Regions from separate parts of the Homo sapiens genome. Here region 1 is linked to region 2. The links are chromatin contacts, found by Hi-C or POLR2A ChIA-PET in ENCODE. All regions are on one chromosome and are shown on one strand. The core of a region is the stretch at or near the end of the contact, and the rest is flanking DNA. Distances in the headings are between cores, read along the strand shown.

Region 1 (3,034 bases), core at 419-2,918, 110 kb before region 2:
GCAGGCAGCACCTTGGACTGCTCGCTGCCAAGGGGTTCCCATATGCTGTATCTGCCCACCTTGAGACCCGTAGCCGGAGCCTCCAGAGCCCACACTTGCTCCCCTCCGCAGTCCCCACAGCCTACAGGGGCTGGAGGAGGTCCAGATGCCATTGGAAGCATCTTCCTTTGACATCCATGAAGGCAGACCTCGAAGCCTGCCTGAGGAGGTGCCCAGAAAAGCCGCGAAGCGGAAACTTTCTCTCTCCTGGAGACAGTTGGCACTGCCAGGTCCAGCAAGGAAGCTAAGAGCCACCAGACCCTGGATGTAATGGTGTCTGTTTTGCAGTTCCCAGTGAGTTTTCTTTTTCTTTTTTTTTTTCTGATACGGAGTCTCACTCTGTCGCCCAGGCTGGAGTGCAGTGGCGCGATCTCGGCTCGCTGCAAGCTCCACCTCCCGGGTTCATGCCATTCTCCTGCCTCAGCCTCCTGAGTACCTGGGATTACAGGCATGCGCCACCGCCCCTGGCTAATTTTGTATTTTTAGTAGAGACGGGGTTTCTCCATGTTGACCAGGGTGGTCTCGAACTCCTGACCTCAGGGATCCACCTGCCTCTGCCTCCCAAAGTGCTGGGATTACAGGCATGAGCCACCGCGCCTGGCCATTCCCAGTGAATTTTCTGAAGTGTGTCTCGAGAAGCAGGCGAGAAGTCCCTGTTCTTACTCTGGTATAACCTTGACTAAGCTCCACCTTTTTCTGTGTGCCCAGCCTCTTCTCAGGATCCAGCAGCCCCCAGGGTCCCCAACAGTCAATGTCCTCTAGCTGTTTATTGAGCACCCACTATGTGCAGTTTCAGGAAATGTCTGCCTCAAGGTCTAGCTGTGGGCGATGCCCTGCAAACCTAGGACCTTCGCTGATTTGGGAGGGATCTGACGCAGCCTCCTTAGCGTGACAGGAAGCTGGAGTTAGAAGCTGTGATTTTTGCCCAACTTCTGTTTGTTTGGTGGGGAAACCAAGGCCCCAGAAGCAGGATGGGCTTGTGTGGGTGACGCAGAGCCACATATAGAAGCCAGAGTGACCCCGGGCCCCTCTTGGGAATCCAAGGCCAGGACAAGCCCAAGAGAAACAATTTCATGTGAATGGCAGTTGGTGCATACAGGAGATGATTCCGTGTCAGCCACTGGCCATAAGGAGCTATCATGGTGTCCCGGGCAGCAGGGTGCCCAGGAGACGTGGGGGCCAGCCTGCTGCTTCCCAGCCCTTTCCATCCTGGGGCAGCCATTGGGGAACTCAGGGTCCTTGGACCACCTCGCATGGCTGCTGTTGGACAGGAAGAGCCCCCATCCCTGAGACAGCCCTCCCTGAAGCCCTCAACGCTCTCAGCATGGTTTCTGGGATTTCTATGATGGGGTAAGTGGTCTCCCCACTGCGAGAAAGGGGGCACGCTTCCGGCTGCAGCGTGAGTGGGGGTGCGCAGGGGCACAGCTTGGGTATAACAGAAATGGTCACGCAAGGTGGTTTTAAAACCCAAGGCTTCTCTGGAGGCAGCCAGAAGGCGCTGGGGAGCCTGGGGTTGCCATGGAGACAGGGCTCTGACCGGCCCTGCCTGCCAGAGGGAGGAAAAGAGGGTGGGGGCACCAGTGCCCTCCTCCTGGGCAGAGATCTCACCCTGCCCTCTTTCCTGCAGTCCAACAGAGCGTCATTGTGAACCAGAAGGCCGCCCTGCCAGTGGCGTCCGAGCGGGTGTTTGGGAGTGTCGGAAAACGGCTGGAGAGTTTGCCCAAAGCCCTGTACCCTGGGGCCAAGGAGGAGACCCTGGCCAGCTCCTCGTGTTGGGACTGCGCTGGCCTGTGAGGCTCCAGGGAAGCGGATGGGACTCGTGGACATTGCCAGGGCCCTCCACCCCCCTTGCCTACAGACCTCCCCACCCAGCAGCAGGCGGGTTGCCAGTGTGGGTCCTCAAGGGCCCTGCCAGCCATGGGTGGGCCGGGGACTCAGAGTCCAGGAAGCTCATGGGGTCCTGTCTCCCCCAGGTCCACCCAGAAGACACAGGGCTACCTTTCTGAGGACACCTCCATGAACAGCAGCCTGCCCTTCTGTTCATGGAAGAAGGCCGCTGCTCAGAGGCCGCGAAGCAGCCTCCGAGCCTTCTTGGACCCGCACAGAAACCTGGAGCAGGTGGGCAAATGGTCTTGCTCCTGGACCTAGAAGCTGGTGAGCCCCTGCTGGCAGCTGGCTCCGGGAGCAGCCCTGTTTGGTGGAGTGGCTGGGGCTGGGAGTGGACCCTCCCTGAGAGCCAAGTCACCGTGGGGGCTTGCAGTGGCCACGCCCTGTGTTCCTGCATCTCCCTCAAAGGGCAGCTGTCAAGGGGTGGCTCTAAGCCAGGTGCCTGGGTTCCGATCACAGTTCCTTTCTGCATCTCCCCTCCCCTCCCCTCTCCTCTCTTTGCTTTTTTGAGACAGAGTGTTGCTCTGTCGCCCAGGCTGGAGTGCAGTGGTGCAATCTTGGCTCACTGCAACCTCTGCAATGGGGACACCCACCACCACACCCAGCTAATTTTTGTATTTTCGGTAGAGACAGGGTTTCACTATGCTGGCCAGGCTGGTCTTGAACTCCTGACCTCAGGTGATCTGTCCGCCTTGGCCTCCCAAACTGCTGGGATTACAGGCGAGAGCCACCGTGCTTGACCTTGCATTTGTTTCCTCATCTTTTAAAATGGGGCTGACAGCACTACCTGCCCAACAGGGCTTCAGCACAGAATCCCACTGGGAGCCCAGTCCCCTGCCCCGAGGTCCTGGTAGCAGCCAGCTGGTCCTCTGTCTCACTCTAGGAGTCCCTCCTGCCCAACCGGGTGCTGCAGTCGGTCCTGAAGCAAGGCTGCCCTAAGGGGTACCATCTCCTCCTGGCCTCCGCAACACTGCAGCCAGATAAGAGGTGAACACTCGCGAACCCAAGGCCAGGGGCACACATGGGCCAGGCAATGAGGAGCGTCCTTCCTTGCCCCACAAATAAAGGCACATCCCAGGTGGCTGGGACCTGCCAGTAGGTGTCACAC
Region 2 (2,882 bases), core at 326-2,825:
TTTGACCTGACACAGCTGCTTAAGTTTCTCTAGTTCTTCTAGATTACCCTGTTCTCCCACTTTGAGACCTTCTTATGTGTAGATTTCCTCTTCCTGGAGCACTTTTCCCTCCCCTCTTGGCCCGCCTAACTTTTACTCATCTGTCAGGAAGCCATGTTGATTCCACCTCCTCCAGGAAGCCTTCTTGGATTTAGGGTCCCTCCTGTTGGCTCCCAGAGGTCCCATATCCCTTGCATCATCACAATTCCTCCTCCAGATTGAAGCTGGCTGCTTTGCCAGTCTCCTCTAGGCCATGGTCTCCTGAGGACAGAGCCACACATTGGCCTCTGTCTCCCCCAGCTTGATCAGGGCAGGAGGTGCCCAAGAAAGCCCAGAAGGAAGGAGTGGGAAATGGTCCCGCACATGTATTGAGCTCCCGCTCCACAGTGAGCCTTTTACTTGCAGCCCAGTAGCCTGGATGGCTCGGCCTTTCTGACATGGAGTTAGGTCACCATCTGGTCACAGCCTGCAGCCCCAAGCTCTTCTCTTTTCATCTAGATAGTGGGCATAACCCTGGATCTTAACAGCCTGTGAGATGCAAGGAAACACCAGACGCCAAGGGCTCATCCCAGTCCCGGGTAGATGATTTTAAGCATTTCGTGTTCCTATCATTGGTCGTTATTGGGGCTCTGGAGCCAACCTCTGTGGCTTCAAATCTTGGCTTCTCCTCTCCTGGCTGGGTGACTTTGGGCAAGTTACTTAACCCCTCTGTGCCTCAGTTTCCTCATCTGTAAAATGGAACTAATCATAAGCTCATTTTCTCTGTTTCTCAGGGCCCTGGAGAGGATTATAACAATTGATATGCATGCAGAGTTTGCACAGCACTTGGTGCAAGGGCTGGGCAAATGCTGGCTGTGGTTGTTATTATCTCGGGGTCACCCTGAGCATCTGATACCAGTGAGGAGACTCTGGCTTCTGGGGAATCTTCCAGAGCTGCAGATCTGAGCCTGGCAGGAGGAACTCTTAGACCTTGTGAAGACTGAATTCCTGTCCCCTGAAGCTCTTGAAACCATCCCATCCATGTCTGCCGGTCAGAGTCACCAGGAAGTTCTTCCTTGTATCTATCCTAAGTCTTTCCTGCGTTGATTTCTCTGGGTTCCCATCCAGGCCGGATAGGAAGACGAGGGAAGGAGCCTTAAGGGTGTCTCAAGCATCAATCCCAGAACTTCCCAGCTCAGCTCAGAAGCCAGCAATGTGAGTCTCTGGCTCCTAGGGGGCCAAGAGCCAGGAGGGGAGGGTTTGCCTGGCTCAGTCTCCTTCGAAGGTCTCCCAGCCACAGCCAGATGCAAAACCACCTTTGTTCCCTGAATTTCAGGCCGTGGGAGGGAATGGGGCCAGCGCCTGGGGTGCGGCTGGGGAGGGAGGAAGAGATGCAAGGATTGAAAACTCGAGGGAGGCCTAGAGCAGCAGGGAGGCAGGACAGGGCACCCTGGGCAGCCAGATAGGGGCAGGGGTGTGGGAAACAGAGGGCGCAGAGCAGGGGCCAGCGGGGCTGGGAATAGGAGCCTCGGGGAGGCCGGTGAGGCGCGGAGAGGGAGGCCTCATACCAGACACTGTCTAGACGCAGCAATTATTGTCAGCTCGGAACACCCAGGCTCTGCCGGTTCAGCTGAAAGGGAGCTTAACAAAGAAGCAAGGGAGGAAGAAAGCAGGGAGAAAAGCCGGCTCCTGGCCTGTCGGGCTCTTTCTCTGCCTTGGCCACCCCCCTTTGTGTTCCACCAGCCCTGGTGGGGGGGACCCCAATGTGAAAGCACAGCTCAGAGATGCCTAATGGGGACACGGCTCCTCCTGGGCCCAGGGGGCCTGGCCAGGATCACTGTGTGGGTTTTTGGGAGGGAGAGGAGGGTGCTCTGGGCTGCCTCCTGCACGTGTATTTCTTTATATGGAGGCAGTGAGAACAGAATTCCCAGGGAGACAGCAGGCCTGAAAGTTTGAATCGCAATTCCCGCAGCTTCCTGCTGTATATATAGCTCTGGGCCGACTACAAATTTCTCTCAGCCTTGGTCTTCTCATCTGCAAAATAGGGAAAAGAACACTGCCTGGGCCAGGCGCGGTGGCTCATGCCTGCAATCCCAGTACTTTGGAAGGCTGAGACGGGTGGATCACCTGATGCCAGGAGTTTGAGACCAGCCTGGACAACACAGCGAAACCCTGTCTCTAATAAAAATACAAAAAATCGGCTGGGTGCGGTGGCTCATGCCTGTAATCCCAGCACTTTGGGAGGCTGAGGCAGGCGAATCACCTAAGGTCGGGAGTTCGAGACCAGCCTGACCAACATGGAGAAACCAAGTCTCTACCAAAAATACAAAATTGGCCGGGTGTGGTGGATTGAGTGCAATGGCGTGATCTCAGCTCACCGCAACCGCTGCCTTCCAGGTTAAAGTGATTCTCCTGCCTCAGCCTCCCAAGTAGCTGGGATTATAGGCATGTGCCTGTAATCCTTTTTCCCTCTTTGCTTCCATCCCAGGGAGAGTCCTTCATGCGTTGGATGGGACCTTCAAGGCCCTAAGTTTTTGTGGCTGCAGAGTCAGCTCAGAGCCATTTGGGCCAAACTCAACAGACCCACAGACAGAGAAAATGTGGCACATGTTCTCGGGCTCAGGGCTGCTACGTGGCCTTTTTCTCTCTCCTCCTCTCCCTGGCATTCTTTGCAGTTTCTGGGACTTTGGGTTCCTCTCTGGCTTCCACTTTCTCTGGGCCTCCCAGAGTCTCTGTGATTGTCTAGACCTTCATTCTCCTGCCACTACCCCAGCCACTGTCTGGAACCTGACCTTGGCTGAGCCACTGGGCCTGGTATTACAGGCAGCTCCAAGCTCAGGAACCCCAAGCTCCATCCTGGGAGA

The links. Hi-C counts contacts between places; a loop is a spot of excess contacts on that map. ChIA-PET counts read pairs that join two places held with the same protein, here RNA polymerase II (POLR2A). Pooled maps may share reads with other maps.
Region 1: a map of dorsolateral prefrontal cortex shows a loop between it and region 2 (3-fold over the local background). The contact joins two enhancer-like sites. A Hi-C loop is called at or near these places in 70 of 168 maps with a recorded cell type or tissue (A673, CD14-positive monocyte, CD4-positive, alpha-beta T cell and 47 more), 8 of 37 single-sample maps with no recorded cell type and 38 of 50 pooled maps. POLR2A ChIA-PET finds 5 or more read pairs at or near these places in 21 of 52 experiments (A549, AG04449, AG04450 and 16 more).

What each region holds. Positions count from the first base shown.
Region 1 is chr9:129,612,230-129,615,263 of GRCh38, reverse strand. It overlaps C9orf50 (chromosome 9 open reading frame 50), which reads left to right. Exons shown (of 7, transcript NM_199350.4): 5 at 1,667-1,829; 6 at 2,013-2,157; 7 at 2,810-3,034. The coding sequence ends at 2,917. It also overlaps a transcript of NTMT1 not described here. Among named protein-coding and RNA genes, the nearest start is that of C9orf50, 7.4 kb to the left of the region's middle. Within about 2 kb of position 1,668, at least 3 of the 41 ENCODE cell types and tissues checked have a DNase peak (open chromatin) inside an H3K27ac peak, as active enhancers do; they include dorsolateral prefrontal cortex and stomach, where a contact is called at or near this core.
Region 2 is chr9:129,499,209-129,502,090 of GRCh38, reverse strand. The region is part of intron 2 of LOC124900275 (extensin-like); the gene reads right to left. The region is part of intron 2 of LINC00963 (long intergenic non-protein coding RNA 963); the gene reads right to left. Among named protein-coding and RNA genes, the nearest start is that of LINC00963, 12 kb to the right of the region's middle. Within about 2 kb of position 1,575, at least 14 of the 41 ENCODE cell types and tissues checked have a DNase peak (open chromatin) inside an H3K27ac peak, as active enhancers do; they include dorsolateral prefrontal cortex and stomach, where a contact is called at or near this core.